2 separate regions of the Homo sapiens genome follow, and region 2 is linked to region 1. Evidence: read pairs that join two places in POLR2A ChIA-PET (ENCODE). Cell type or tissue: Panc1. All regions are shown on one strand.

Region 1 (8,000 bases):
ACATTCGGCCACCTTTTCTTCCACTCTGTAATTACTGGTATTGATGTCAGTGTTGGAAGTAGCTTTTGACATTGTCAAGTTCTAGTGGTTTTCAAGCTTTTGAAATTGAGGAACACTGTCAAATCAACTTATTTAGTTTTTTGTTTGCTTTTTTTTTCTTTGAGACAGAGTCTCACTGGGTGGAGTGCAGTGGCACAGTCCTGGCAAATCTTGGCTCACTGCAACCTCTGCCTCCCGGGTTCAAGCGATTCTCCTGCCTCAGCCTCCCAAGTAGCTGGGATTACAGGCTCATGCCACCATATCCAGCTAATTTTTGTATTTTTAGTAGAGACGGGGTTTCACCATATTGGCCAGGCTGGTCTCGAAATCCTGACCTCATGATCTGCCCTTCTCAGCCTCCCAAAGTGCTGGGATTACAGGCGTGAGCCATTGCGCCTGGCCTAAAATCAACTTATTTGTAACAAAGAAAAATAGCATTTTTTTTGTGTGTGTATACATGTAACCATTATATTAAATATTCAGGACCCATGAAACACAGCAGAAAAAATCTTCATCTATGTCTCCCTTCTGTCCCTGCATGCCCATTCTCTGAGGCTGCTATGTGTCTTTGGATGGAATTTAGTGCCAGCCTTTTCTGGTTCCTTTTAGATCTAAAGAAGAAAAAAGGACGGCTGGCCGCGGTAGCTCACGCCTGTAATCCCAGCACTTTAGGAGGCCAAGGTAGGCGGATCACCTGAGGTCAGGAGTTCGAGACCAACCTGACCAACATGGAGACACCCCTATCTACTAAAAATATAAAAATCAGCTGGGTGTGGTGGCGTGCGCATGTAATCCCAGCTACTTGGGAGGCTAAGGCAGGAGAATCGCTTGCACCCGGGATGCAGAGGTTGTGGTGAGCTAAGATCGTGCCATTGCACTCCAGCCTGGGTAACAAGAGCGAAACTCCATCTCAAAAAAAAAAGAAAAAGAAAAGAGGAAAGTCCTTTGCCCACTGTATTCCCTCAGTTTCAGTTCAGTTATTAATCCAATGAGTCCATTGGAATGAAAACTCTCAGCTCCTTTCAAAATTTATGCTTCTCTGCTCCCCAGTTAGCACTGCCTCAGGCTAAGCTCCAGCAATGAGAAAGGGAAAGGAGCTTTGGGTTGCTTTATTCTTATTCTCTATTATTTTATTATTATTTTTTGATACAGGGCCTTGCTCTGTCACCCAGTCCAGAGTGCAGTGGTGTGACTTTAGCTCACTGCAACCTCTGCCTCCCAAACTCAAGCCAACTTCCCACCTCAGCATCCTACAGGCTACGCCACCACACCCAGGTAAGTTTTGCATTTTTTGTAAAGATGGGGTTTTGCCATGTTGCCCAGGCTGGTCTCAAACTCCTGGGCTCAAGCCATCCACCCACCTCGGCCTCCCAAAGTGCTGGGATTACTAGCATGAGCCACTGCACCTGGCCTAGAGTGTGTCTTTGGTACATGCCAGAAACTGTCTCCTCCTGGTTTACAAACTGATGTCCCCAATAAACCTCTCCTTTCTACTATTTAGCCATCAGGATGGTCTTTTGGAAGATAACTCTTTCTCTCATGGGTTCTTGGGAGACTCTCACTTCTATGACTTTCCTTTCGTAAGTGGATGCCTTCAAGATGGGTGACTGAGTCTTCCATCAGTCCCTACCTCCGACTTTTCTCAAACTCCTGACCTTTTTTTTTTTTGAGACAGAGTTTCACTCTTGTCGCCCAGGCTGGAGTGCTGTGGCACAATCTCACATCACCGCAACCTCCGCCTCCCGGGTTCAAGTGATTCTCTAGCCTTGCCTCCTGAGTAGCTGGGATTACAGGCATGTGCCACCACACCCAGCTAATTTTGTATTTTTAGTAGAGACAAGGTCTCATCATGTTGGCCAAGCTGGTCTCGAACTCCTGACCTCAGGTGATCCACCTGCCTCAGCCTCCCAAAGTGCTAGGATTTTTTTTTTTGAGATGGAGTTTCGCTCTTGTTGCCTAGGCTGGAGTGCAATGGCGCGATCTCAGCTCACCGCAACCTCTGCCTCCCAGGTTCAAGCGATTCTCCTGACTCAGCCTCCCAAGTAGCTGGGATTACAAGCATGTGCCACCACGCCTGGCTAATTTTGTATTTTTAGTAGAGACGGGGTTTCTACATGTTGGTCAGGCTGGTCTTGAACTCCCGACCTCAGGTGATCCGCCCACCTTGGCCTCCCAAAGTGCTGGGATTACAGGCATGAGCCACCGCGCCCAGCCATTAGTGCTGGGATTACAGGTGTGAGCCAACATGCCCGGCTCCTCCAGCCTTTCTCTACTGAGGTCTCCTTGCTCTCCTAGGTAGCTCTCTGAAGTAGAATCTAAGGCAACCCCCCAGGCTAGCTCTTTCTCTTTCTTAGTTTGTATCTGGTCCACAGAAACATGCCCCTTTGGCCTTTCATACAAAGGCAGTACAGTTACTTCCTCAATTACAGTCCTCCAGGCCACGTCTACAGCCTCCTGCTCCAGATCTCTTAAGCCGGAGTCAGTCAGATACTGGTCCACTCATTCCCCTCACATGCGCAGGGGACACAAATCAAGTACTATAAGTGGTCAGGAGAAGCCCTTTTCACTGGTCATAGGGTAAGAAAAAGCACCCCCTTTTCCCTGCTTCAAGGGTAAAGGGTACTAACAGCACACTGACAACGCTCTGTAAAGATGTAAAAATCTTCCCATTTCCAACTCCAGTCTCGTTTTATTCCAAAGTGGGCGACGATTGCAAAACTAATTTTCAGGCCAGGCACGGTGGCTCACGCCTGTAATCCCAGCACTTTGGGAGGCCGAGGCGGGCAGATCACCTGAGGTCAGGAGTTTGAGACCAGTCTGGCCAACATAGTGAATCCCTATCTCTACTAAAAAAACACAAAAATTAGCTAGCTGGGCGTGGTGCCACATGCCTGTAACCCGAACTACTCAGGAGACTGACACACAAGAATCATTTGAATTCGGGAGGCAGAGTTTGCAGTGAATGGAGTGTGCCACTGCACTCCAGCCTGGGTGATAGAGCAAGACTTTGTCTCAAAAAAAATAAATAAATAAAAAATAAGTAGTTTTCAACATCTTTGTACTGGTTCTGCCTAATAGGTTTCTCCTACAATATGTTTTGAGTTCATATTTGTAACATTTGAACTAAGATAATATTTAGATGAACTCTAAATATTTAGGAATTTGAAAATATTGAAAATCGAAAATAAGAGTTAAAAATGATTGTTGCCAGGCAGGGTGGCTCACGCCTATAATCCCAGCATTTTGGGAAGCTGAGACAGGAGGATCACTTAAGACCAGGAGTTTGGGACCAGCCTGGGCAACAAAACATGACCCTGTTTCTACAAAAAAGAAATTTTAAATTAGCTGGGCATGGTGGCACAAGCCTGTAGTCCCAGCTACTCTGGAGACTGAGGCAGGAGGACTCCTTGAGCCCAGAAATTTGAGGTTACAGTGAGCTGATCACATCACTGCCCTGTAGCATGGGGGACAGAGAGAAACCCTATCAAAAAAAAAAAAAAAAAGATTGCTGTGGTCAAAGGTCAGCCTCCACCTCTATGAAATCAGTCAGGCATGTGCAGAATCTTTGAAATACCTGCATGGAGTCATCCCTGTTGACAAACACTACTAACCTTGTTCAGGCTGTTGCTATTTGAGATGAGTAACCTGAGGCCTAGATGAGTTCAGAGATTTACAGAGGATCACATAGTGATAGGCAGCAAAATAATGACCAAATCACGGTGCCTGGATGCCTATTCCTGTAAATTTATTGCCACTTGTGGCCAGATCCCATGACTCTTAGAGAGATGTATGTACATCCCGGGCAGGCCCTGTGGCTCTACAGTAAGAAACCTGACTTCAAATCCTGGCTCCTTCATGTAACCCTTGAGTGATCCTGGGCAAATCTCTTATCTTCTCTAAGTCTTGATTTTCTGTCTGTAAAATGACATTGATACTGGTATAAAGAACAAAATGGGTAATTTATAGGAAAGTACTTTTAAAACTGCTAGGCATTAGGTGAATGCTGTAGTTGTCATTATGATTACGGTATTGGGGGTGGAGATAACCATAGTTTGTTCAGGATAACCTTAGTCTTAGAATGATTATGAGACTTATTATAAGATCGCTAATTTATAATGGCGTTTAGTCATAAGAAATACATAATCTAGGCTGGGCACGGTGACTCACACCTGTAATCCCAGCAATTTGGGAGGCCAAGACAGGTGGATCACCTGAGGTCGGGAGTTTGAGACCAGTCTGATCAACATGGTGAAACCCCGTTTCTACTAAAAATACAAAAATTAGCCGGGCATGGTAGCTGATGCCTGTAATCCCAGCTACTCAGGAGACTGAGGCAGGAGAATCACTTGAACCCAGGAGGCAGAGGTTGTGGTGAGTCGAGATCGCACCACTGTACTCCAGCCTGGTTGACAGAGCAAAACTCTGTCTCAAAAAAAAAAAAAAAAAAAAAACCAGAAATACATAATCTAAATAAGTTCCAAAAGTTAGTTTTCCATATAACCTTTATGCAACTGTAAGTCTATACAACCTTGCCTATTAAAAAAGAATTTTAGGCAGGGTGTGGTGGTTCACGCCCGTAATCCCAACACTTTGGGAGGCCGAGGAGGGCAGATCACAAGGTCAGGAGTTTGAGACTAGCCTGGCCAATATGGTGAAACCCTGTCTCTACTAAAAATACAAAAAAATTAGCCTGGCGTGGTGGCACATGCCTGTAATCCCAGCTACTCGGGAGGCTGAGGCAGGAGAATCGCTTGAACCCAGGAGGTAGAGGTTGCAGTGAGCTGAGACTGTGCCACAGCACTCCAGCCTGGGCGACAGAACGAGACTCTGTCTCAAAAATTAAATAAATAAATAAATAATTTTAAAGAGAGTAGAAAGCATGTGTTACACTAATGTTATAATGTTAAAGAACAGTAAAGGAAATACACATTTTGTGCATATTCAAAAGCTGAGTAAAACAGCTAGATAAATAAACAAATTGAGATTACAAGACATCATGAAAGAAGGCACAGATGTCACCACCGGCCTGGGCAAAACAGTATCCAAAGCAAGAAGACATTTGCCCGCCACCAGGCTGTGGAAGAGGACACAGTCTTTCTCTGAGGAATCTCTGTAACAGGCCACAAGGCACCCACTTCAAAGTCACATGGTGCCTGAAAGTCTTTCTGACAGGCAGAGGAAAAATGCACACCAGGTGGCTCCCCCAACAGGAGTTCCTGGAACTAATCAATGTCAAAGGCACGGAGAAAGTCAGGGCAGGTCAAGGAGCGTCTTACTGAGGCTCAGAGGGGAGGCCGCTGGCAGAGGCTTCTTCCCCGAGCAGGAAACCACGCCCTTTATCCCTGCTTGATGTCTTTGGATTGCAAAATATATGCAATGCTCTTGTCTGACCTAAGAGCCCTTCAGAAAGAGGGAAGGGTGGGAGGGAGGAGGAGCACTCAACGGGGGAAAAACTTTAATCTTCTTTGTTACCATTTTCTGAGAGAAGTGAGGGAGATCAAAGGCAAGGGTTTCACTTAGACTGGAAAGCTGTAGTTACCATCCACTTTCAGCCTTCTGTAGGGGAGTACATGGCCAATCTTAAATTTGTTTTTATTTATTTAAGTAAAAGCGAGAGGAGCAAGTTTGGAATTAACCATGAGCACTGACCTAAATGATCCGCATATGGGAGATGAATGCCTTCTGCAGCATGGTGCAATATTATACAGGTAAACCAAAGGGTATGGTGACTAACAGGCAGCCCAGATTCCTTTATCTCTGCTGCTTAAAGCTACTTCATCTTGCATATTTTCTCAACATAAATCATATATGTATATGCTAAATCATTTGTGTTGGCTACTACAATGTGAAAAGAACATGTTCAAAGGAGGCACAATGATTTTTATTTTTTACTTAAAAAGTCTTTTCCTAACTGGGCGCGGTGGCTCACGCCTGTAATCCCAGCACTTTGGGAGGTTGAGGCGGGCGGATCACTTGAGGTCAGGAGTTTGAGACCAGCCTGGCCAACATGGTGAAACTCCGTCTTTACCAAAAATACAAAAATTAGCTGGGCGTGGTGATGCGCGTCAGTAATCCCAGCTACTCAGGAGGCTGAGGCAGGAAAATCGCTTGAACCCGGGAGGCGGAGGTTGCAGTGAGCCAAGATTGCGCCACTGCACTCCAGCCTAAGCAACAGAGCAAGACTCCCTCTCAAAAAAAAAAAAAAAAAAAAAAAAAAGCCGGTGCAGTGGCTAACACCTGTAATCCCAGCACTTTGGGAGACCAAGGTGGGTGGATCACCTGAGGTCAGGAGTTCGAGACTAGCCTAACCAATATATCGAAACCCCGTCTCTACTAAAAATGCAAAATTAGCCAGGCGTGGTGGCAGGCGCCTGTAATCCCAGCTACTTGGGAGGATGAGGCAGGAGAATCACTTAAATCCGGGAGGCGGAGGTTGCAGTGAGCCGAGATCGCGCCACTGCACTCCAGCCTGGGCAACAAGAGTGAGACTCGGTCTCAAAAAAAAAAAAGGCTTTTCCTTCAGTACTATGTTAGGGAGGCTCTGAGGACCATCTCTCTACTAGTCTACTAGTCTAGTTGTCCACAAGTCTAGTCATTCTACTCTGAAAGGCTAAACTGGGCTTAGCCCAGGTACCTTGCAGTTCATTCAGTGCATTTGGGAGAGTCCTGAGCATCCAGGCAGGACATGATGAGTGCAATTGAATGAGAATGGGGAGAGCAACGAACATTCTGGAAAGTTGCCTTGAGATCAAATCAGTGTTCAGTCAGCATCCATTTGCCAAGCTGGGGGTGAACTCTGGATATCCTCTGGATTCATCAGACTTCACTGAGCCATTATCTTCCCTCTGTGACTATAAGCCCCTCCACTGGAGATGTGTGCTCCCCCAGGGAAGGAACCTGGCTCCTGGAACATAGTACTGGCTCAATAGACATTGAACTGCTTGATCATCAAATCCTAAATGTATCTTTTGTCTAACTATTTTCCCTTAACTGACTTCTTATCTCCCCCAGGGACTACTGCTATGTAGTCAGGAATGAGTGAATGAATGAATACATGGATATGTTAATAAACATATTATTTATTGTCTGATTATACATAAAAGCATTTGTATAGTTTGTGAATGTAATAGTGTTTTCTTCCTAATGTTGTTTGCTTGAATATGGTGCCGTTATTCATTATCATAAATGTATCTTTACATTTTTAAGACTTCGTGCTATTTACAAAATGCTTTCACATACATTATCTTATTTAATCTTCACAGCAGTGCTGCAAAGTAGATATTATTGTCTCCCAGTTTAGATAAGATAGGTGATTTGTCCAAAGTACGCAATAAGCACAGAGCTGGACTTGAACCCAAGTTTTGCCACACAGGCCTATAGCAGTCCTTTTCCCTAGATTGAAAGGTGAGTAAGCAGGCAAAGGTTATATTCATTTGTAAACAGATGCTTATTTCTAAAGATATAGCATAACATGCACTGCCTACATAGGGGAAGTGCCATCTCTCAACTCCTGGCAGGCTCTCCCACCAGGCACCTGGCTTGTTGCTGGCTACACCTGCTTTTGAATGCACAGCTGGTCTTATGCCAAGTCACTCAACAGAACTTACATTTGGCTATAGATACTTGATACCAAAACAACCAGTGAACAGGAAGAAAATTCAGGCAATTAACCAGTTATTATTTTGTCTACACAATGACAAACAACCTTTGGGGTTGATTTTGTGTCTTTAAGTTAAGCTGCTATATTCATGGAAATACCACAATTATTTCTTCTCCACTTGAATGTCAGCCCACAACAAGGAAGCCAGCAGGCTTGAACAGCAGGAGTCAATATTTAAAACTAGGTCTCAAAATGTAGCCTGCGTCCTAAGGTTCCTCTTGGTGCTCTTTTTCTGTGCTAATGATCTCTGTTGTTGGCATTGCTGCTGAAGACACACTTAGTATCCTAGAGCTGTAAAGAC
Region 2 (8,000 bases), 300 kb before region 1:
TTTATCCTAAAGACTATACTTCCTCTTGATAATATTTTAAATTTTTCTGGAAGCTATATTGAAGTATAATTGCACAATGAAACATTGTACTGTCATTAGAAATAATACTGGATGTGAGTTTTCATTGACATTAAAATTTTTCATGATATGGGATAAAGAGTACAATTCCACTGCAGTTTGAAACATGCAGGCATGTACTGTACAAGTGTGTGTGTGTGTGTGTGTGTGTGTGTGTGTGTGTGTGTGTGTGTAATGGGCAGAGACAGAAAGAGGGAAGAGGAAGAAAAGCAAAAGAAGCTGACGAAAAAGAAACAAGATGTTGTTAACCTACCAAAAGGTTAACAACAGACATCTCTGGGCAGGGAAATGAAGAGTGATTTTTCTTTCTTTTTGGGGAGTAGGGGGTCACCTTCATTTTTTCATGTTTGATATGGTTTGGATTTGTTTCCCCACCAAATCTCATGTTGAAATGTAATCACCAGTGTTGGAGGTGGGGCCGGATGGTAGATGTTTGCATCATGGGGCAGATCCATCACAAATGTCTTAGCATCATCCTTTGGTGATAAGTTCAGGTGAGATCTGGTTGTTTAAAAATGTGAGGCACCTCCCCGCACCCCCACCTCTCTCTCTTACTCATGCTTTTGCAATGTGAGATGCCTGCTCCTGCTTCACCTTCTGCCATGAGTAAAAGCTCTCTGAGGCCTCCCCGGAAGCCAAGCAGATGCCAGCGCCATGCTTCCCCTACAGCCTGCAGAACTGTGAGCCAATTCAACCTCTTTTCTTTATAAATTCCCCAGCCTCAGGTATTTCTTTATAGCAAGAAAACTGCCTAACACAACATTTATACTATTAAAAGCATATTACTTATATAATTTAAAAAATGAGTTAAGAAAAAGGTAGTCATCACTTCTAAACTGTGACTAATCAAAGGGAGCGATAGATGGAAAAGTAAGGTATTTTAGTGATGGCAAAGGGCCCTATGGGAGCAGGAATTACAGTTTGATAATGTGAGAAATATTAAAAATTACATTTTGGCAAGATAATACTGGGTTCCTCTCCTGGACTGATGAGTTAGAGATAGTTCGGGTTTGGTAACAAGGCAAAAACAGAGAAACAAATTCATGCTTGCTCCAAAAAACAAAACAAACAATAAAAACCTTGAAACCTTCCTAAGAGCATGTGCTTTTTTAAGATTTTATTAATTTTTAAAGAATTTCTTAACAAACTTTAAGATAGAAGCAGCTTCATATGTGAATGTTGGGTATACATTTTCTGAATACCTCTTACTATGTAATCGGTTAGTAGCTATTTATTAAGTACCTATACTCTGCTTAGCACTCTACTTGCCATGATATGATTTATTTATTTATTTATTTATTTATTTATTTATTTATTTATTTTTGAGACAGAGTCTTGCTCTGTCACCCAGGCTGGAGTGCAGTGGTGCGATCTTGGCTCACTATAGCCTTCGCCTCCCGGGTTCAAGCGATTCTCCTGCTTCAGCCTCCCAAGTAGCTGAGACTACAGGCGTGTGCTGCCACGACCAGCTAATTTTTTTTTTTTTTTTAGTAGAGATGGGGTTTCACCGTGTTAGCGCCAGGATGGTCTCAATCTCCTGACCTCATGATCCACCTGCCTCGGCCTCCCAAAGTGCTGGGATTACAAGCGTGAGCCACCGCGCCTGGCCTTATCTGATCATTTCTAAGACATTCTCACCATGACTATTTAACCCTATACGAGGGAGACACGTGCACTTGATACTCAACTCTGTTATCAAGAAACACCACCACACTTTATTTTTAAAACCCTCTAGTGACATGGAAGACTTAGTGGTTTACTCCTTAAACCACTAAGAAAATACCCAATCACCTGTCATGTGCAACACAAAAGACAAATTAAAAAATAATAATAAATGAAACAAAACAAAACAGTAGCATTATAATGAAGAGCTATACAGCTTTTGCTCAGTTTCTTTACTTCCTAGTGGTTTGGGGCAACAGGGAGAAATGGATGACTGAATTTAGAGTATCTTACTGAATTACAATTCCTTGGAACTAAAAAGCTTTCTCTTGATTATGGTGTAAGTTACCATAAAAGATAAAGTCTAAGAGCCAGTTTCTAGCCCACAGTTGATTTAGAATCCAGGAAATGCTAAGAAAATAAAAGTTATCATTGAATGATTTTCATTTCCCTATGGTCATATTTCTAATGAGTTCAATTTGGGGCTCCATCTATTTTTTTCAGCAATGTACACTTGGGAGTTTGCTACAAAATTATTTATAGTGGAATATCTCAAAATTATTTAGCTGTTCCAATTCTGAGTGGCCATTTACATGCATTCTTGATGAGACTGTCTTGGCTTGGTAGGTATTTGATAAACATGTGTTGAATTAAGTGGAATTGTTGATTTGGTCAGACCTACTCCCAATTATTTGCTCAGAGATATTTCAGGATCTCCGGCATTGAAAGAGAAATTAGAAATGTATGTCTTAAATACATAACAAACTGTGGACGGTGTTTGGTATGACAGGAGCCTAACTTGAATTAACTTGATAAATGAGGAAATTATTAGCACAAAAAATATAAGGAAATGTGGAAAAATGAAAATTATGGAAAGGTCAGGGATATCACTGGTTCTCAGGAATAAATGAAACCAGAACCAGAACCTCAAACAATGCCAAACCTCTCCCTCCAGCTGTCATTTCTGCCTCTCTCTGTGTGGGCTTCATTCTCTCTCAGCACACACTAACTTTCTCCAGATGGAAGAAAACATGGAAACCACCAGTCAGAAACTCTTCATCCCATAGCTTCTATCTCCAGCATGATGTAACTCATCACAGTTTTAGTAAGAAAAACCCCAAGAAAGTGATCTGATTGGACAAACTAGGTTCGAAGTGCCCACCCATCAGCCAATCAATTGTGTCTAAAAAAGCAGGTATTCTTCTTGCATCCCCATGATGAGAGCAGGGAAAGGAACAGTTACCAAAAGACTGGAGGTGCTTCCTCCAGGGGAAAGGAGGACAGCAGTGCAGCACAAGCAAAATAGCAGGTGCTCAAAGCAGATAAAACCCAAAACCACTATGATTCACCCACACAGGTCACTTTTTTTGGTAGTTATCGTTATTATTATTATTAAAACAACAAAATTGCCATGTGAACTTAGGCCTGCCATGGGTTATAAATGAAGTTATAACATGTTTATAGCTCTTTAAAAAACGTTTTTATAAGGTATAATTGAAATGCAATAAACTACACATATTTAAAATTTGCAATGTAAAACATTTTGACATACATATACATCCATAAAACCATCACCACCAGCTTGAAAATGAACCCATCCATCACCTCCACAAGTTTCCTCCTGCCCCTTTGCAGTCTCACCCTCTTACCTTCTCACATCCCCATGCAACCAATGATCCTTTCTGTCACCATAAAGTAGTCTGCAGCTTCTGGAATTTTGTATAAATGGTATCATAAAGTATTTCCTTTTTCCGGTCTAATTTATTACATTCAGCATCATTATTTTGAGATTCATCCATGTTGTAGCATGTATCAATAGTTCTTTCCTTTTTATTGCTGAGTAGTATTCTATTACTTAGTGTTATGGACTACATTGTGTCCTCCCAAAATTCCTACATTGAAGTTCCAGAATCTAATACTTCAGAATGTGACTGCATTTGGAGATAGGGGCTTTAAAGATATAATTGAGTTGAAATGAGGCCATGAGGGTAAGCCCTAATCCTTTCTGACTGGTGTTTTTATAAAAAGAGGAGATTAGATACCTGCAGAAGCATTAGGTACATTTGACTGAAGCACAGAATGCATAAGACCTCAAGGATGCACTGAGAGAACATAATAAGAACACAAGGAGAAGGCAACCACAGAAGAGAGGCCTTAGGAGAAATCAAACCTACTGACATCTTGATCTTGGACTTTTAGCCTCCAAAACTGAGAAAATACATTTCTGTTGTTGAAGCCACTAAGGGGTATTTTGTTATGGCAGCCCTAACAAACTAATACATAAAGATTTACTACAGCTTGTTTATCCATTACCCTATTGACAAACATTTGCTTTGTTTCCAGCTTGGGGCTATTACAAATAAAGATGCTAGGAAAATTTATGTACGTATCTTTGTATAGAGATAAGCTATCATTTTACTTGGATAAACACCTCGTATTTATGGCCAAGTCATACAGTAAATGTTCCGTTATTTAAAAACAAACAAACAAACAAACAAAAAACACCTTGGCTGGGTGCAGTGGCTTACGCCTGTAATCCCAGCACTTTGGGAAGCCGAGGCAGGTGTATCACCTGAGGTCAGGAGTTCGAGACCAGCCTGGCCAATATGGTGAAACCCCATCTCTACTAAAAATAACAATATTAGCCAGACATGGTGGTGGGTGCCTGTAATCCCAGCTACTCGGGAGGCTGAGGCAGGAGAATCGCTTGAACCTGGGAGGCGGAGGTTGCAGTGAGCCGAGATCGCGCCATTGCACTCCAGCCTGGGTGACAGAGCAAGGCGCCGTCTCAAAAAAACAAACAAACAAACAAAAACACCAGTTTTCAAAAAGTGGTTATACTATTTTACATTCCTACCAGTAGTATATGAGAGTTCTCTTGCTCCATATTCTCAGCAAAACTTAGAGACAGTCTTTAAATCTCGACATCCTAACAGGCAATGTAGTGACATCTCATTGTGGTTTTAATGTGCATTTGCTTAATGACTAATGAATTGGAACATCTATCACATGCTTATTTACCATCCCTATATCTTCTTTGACGAAGTATCTGCTTAAGTCCATCTGCTTAAGTCCTCCAACCATTTCTTATTGGGTATGGTAATTATTTTTTACTTTTTACTTTAAGTTTTGGGATACATGTGCAGAATGTGCAGGTTTGTTACATTGGTATACATGTGCCATGGTGGTTTGCCGCACCCATCAACCTGTCATCTAGGTTTTAAGCCCCACATGCATTAGGTATTTGTCCTAATGCTCTCCCTCTCCTTGCCCCCCCAGTACCCCGACAGGCCCCAGTATGTGATGTTCCCCTCCCTGTGTCCATGTGTTCTCATTGTTCAACTCCCACTTATGAGTGAGAACGTGCAGTGTTTGATTTTCTGTTCCTGTGTTAGTTTGCTGAGAATGATAGCTTCCAGCTTCATCCATGTCCCTACAAAGGACATGAACTCATTCTTTTTTATGGCTGCATAGTATTCCATAGTGTATATGTGTCACATTTTCTTTATCCAGTCTATCATTGATGGGCATTTGGGCTGGTTCCAAGTCTTTGCTATTGTAAATAGTGCTGCAATAAACAAACATGTGCATGGGTCTTTATAGCAGAATGATTTATAACCCTTTGGGTATGTACCCAGTCATGGGACAGCTGGGTCAAATGGTATTTCTGGTTCTAGATCCTTGAGGAATTGCCACACTGTCTTCCATAATGGTTGAACTATTTACACTCTCACCAACAGGGTAAAAGTGTTCCTATTTCTCCATAGCCTCTCCAGCATCTGTTGTTTCCTGACTTTTTAATGATCGCTATTCTAACTGGCACGAGATGGTATCCCATTGTGGTTTTGATTTGCATTTCTCTAATGACCAGTGATGATTAGCTTTTTTTCATATGTTTGTTGGCTGTATAACTGTCTTCTTTTGAGAAGTAATTTTTTATTGGATGCCTGACATTGTAAATTTTACCTTTGTAGGAATTGGATATTTTTATTTTCCTACAAATATTCTTGAGTTGTGTTTTGGGATGCAGGTGAATTACATGGAAAAAGTTTAATCTTCCTGGATCTTGCTTTTGAGCTCTATTAAGTAAACTAGAACAGCATCTAGTCTAGGGCTATTGCGCCCTACTGTTAAGGCAAATCCCTCTAAGTGCTCTACCAGATGTCCTATTTATTTTGAGGTTTTTCTTTTCTGTTTGGTGGCAATAGAAACTCTTCCCAGTCCTGGCTGCATGCACTCTAGGGATTGTTTCCTCTACTCTTCTTGGACAGGTTTTCCCCTGGACTAAAGTAATTTTCTCACATGAATATGTTAATCAGTGATCAACAGCATACTTGGGGATCTCTGCACCTTGCCACAGTTCTTTCTGTATGCAGCTCTCAACCTAGTTCTCTGCCTTGTGAAGATTAGCCAACTTAGCCTCCTCAGCTGCCCAGCCCTGCCTCCTCTGTGCAAAGAGGCAGCTGGGCCACTCCAGGTTCCCCCAACTCACACACAGGAGACCTGGAAGTTCTCTTGGGCAACAGGCAACAGGCTGCCTTATCACACAACTCACTTCATTTGTTTCCTATCTCTTCGGGGTCACTTCTTCATTGACTAACATTCAATGTCTTGAAAACCATGTATTTGAGTTTTTAGGTTTTTAGAAACTGTTTCAGGGCCAGGGACAGTGGCTCACGCCCGTAATCCCAACTACTCAGGAAGCTGAGGCAGGAGAGTCGCTCCAGCCTGGGATATGGAAGTTGCAGTGAGCCGAGATTGCACCATTGCACTCCAGCCTGAGCAACAGAGCGAGACTTCGTCTCCAGAAAAAAAAAAATGGTTTCAAATCAGAAGGTAAAGCCAGTCTGGTAAAACCAATCTGTTATTCCACTTTTTCTGGAAGTAGAAATCTATCGTTCTTTTTTCAATATATTTAAATATATTTGCATATGAAAAGTAACTTTAATATAACTAGAGGACTTCCTATCTGTTGTGAGTTTTTTTGGGTTTTTTGAGACAAGAGTCTAACTCTGTTGCCCAGGCTGGAGTGCAGTGGCACGATCTTGGCTCACTGTAACCTTTGCCTCCCGGGTTCAAGCAATCCTCCTGCCTCAGCCTCCCAAGTAGCGGAGACTACAGGCATGCACCACCACACCCAGCTAATTTTTGTATTTTTAGTAGAGACAAGATTTCACCATGTTGACCAGGCTGGTCTCAAACTTCTGACCTCAGGTAAGTCACGTGCCTTGGCCTCCCAAAGTGTTGGGATTACAGATGTGAGCCACCATGCCCGTCTGAGGACTTCATGTCTGTCTGGAACATTTCTGTCATATGAAATTTCCGTGTGGGTTAAAATAGAGATTGGCAAACTTTTTCTATAAAAGGCCACCTAGAGGGCCCAGTGCAGTGGCTCACACCTGTAATCTCAGCACTTTGGAAGACCAAGGCGAGCAGATCACGAGGTCAGAAGTTCGAAACCAGTCTCTACTAAAAATACAAAAATTAGCCAGTGGTGATGGTATGCGTCTATAATCCCAGCTACTAGGGAGGCTGAGGCAGGAGAATTGCTTGAACCTGGGAGGCAGAGGTTGCAGTGAGCCGAGATTGTAACACTTCACTCCAGCCTGGGTGATGGAGGAAGAATCCGTCTTGAAAAAATAAAAAATAAAAGGCCACATAGTAAATATTTTAGACTTTGTGGGCCACATGTGGTCTCTGTTGCATTTTTTTTCCCAATAACCTCATAAAAATATAAAATAATTTAAAACCATCTCATGGGCTATACAAAAGTGAGCCATGGGCTGAGTTTGACCTATAGGTCACAGTTTGTTGAACCCAGAATCAGGATAATGTAGTCCCTGTGAAAAACCCAAAATCTTAGGGGGTTAATACAATAGCTATCTATTTCCCACACATGTGCAAAATAGGTATTCTTGATTAGTAGGTCTCTTTTCTTACTTTCAAAGCCATAATTCAGGGACATAGATTTCTTCCATCTCCTGGCTCCATTTCTCCACAATGCTCCCAAGATTGTCATTGTAGTAGAAAGAATGTAGATTTCCTGTGAGAGGTTCTTAAGGGTAACTCCTCAAGGTACGATTGCTTCTAACCACCTTCCATTGTTCAGAACTCATTCACATCAGCACACCTAACTGGAAGAGAGGCTGGAAAATCTAGTTTTGCTGTGTACCCAAGAGGAAGAGAAAATGGATTGGGGAACAGCTAGCTAATCTTCAATGCAACGTCCAGGGAATTTAAATAGCTGACTCTGCCAAGCT

The links. Peaks named below come from ENCODE experiments on the same cell type or tissue, not always from the same donor. Only the 100,000 strongest peaks of a DNase experiment are listed, where the experiment ranks them.
Region 2: POLR2A ChIA-PET joins it to region 1 with 16 read pairs; 1 of 35 experiments calls an interaction of 5 or more read pairs at or near these places.

What each region holds. Positions count from the first base shown.
Region 1 is chr3:177,281,909-177,289,908 of GRCh38, reverse strand. No RefSeq gene overlaps it. Among named protein-coding and RNA genes, the nearest start is that of LINC00501, 8.5 kb to the left of the region's middle. RefSeq lists a silencer at 1,271-1,485 and an enhancer at 5,148-5,880. In Panc1, no CTCF peak of the experiment used is centred here; a DNase peak (open chromatin) is centred at 3,731; H3K27ac peaks cover 3,887 bases.
Region 2 is chr3:177,580,511-177,588,510 of GRCh38, reverse strand. All of the region lies in intron 2 of LINC00578 (long intergenic non-protein coding RNA 578), which reads right to left. Among named protein-coding and RNA genes, the nearest start is that of LINC00578, 140 kb to the right of the region's middle. RefSeq lists a silencer at 4,792-4,959. In Panc1, no CTCF peak of the experiment used is centred here; no DNase peak of the experiment used is centred here; H3K27ac peaks cover 1,155 bases.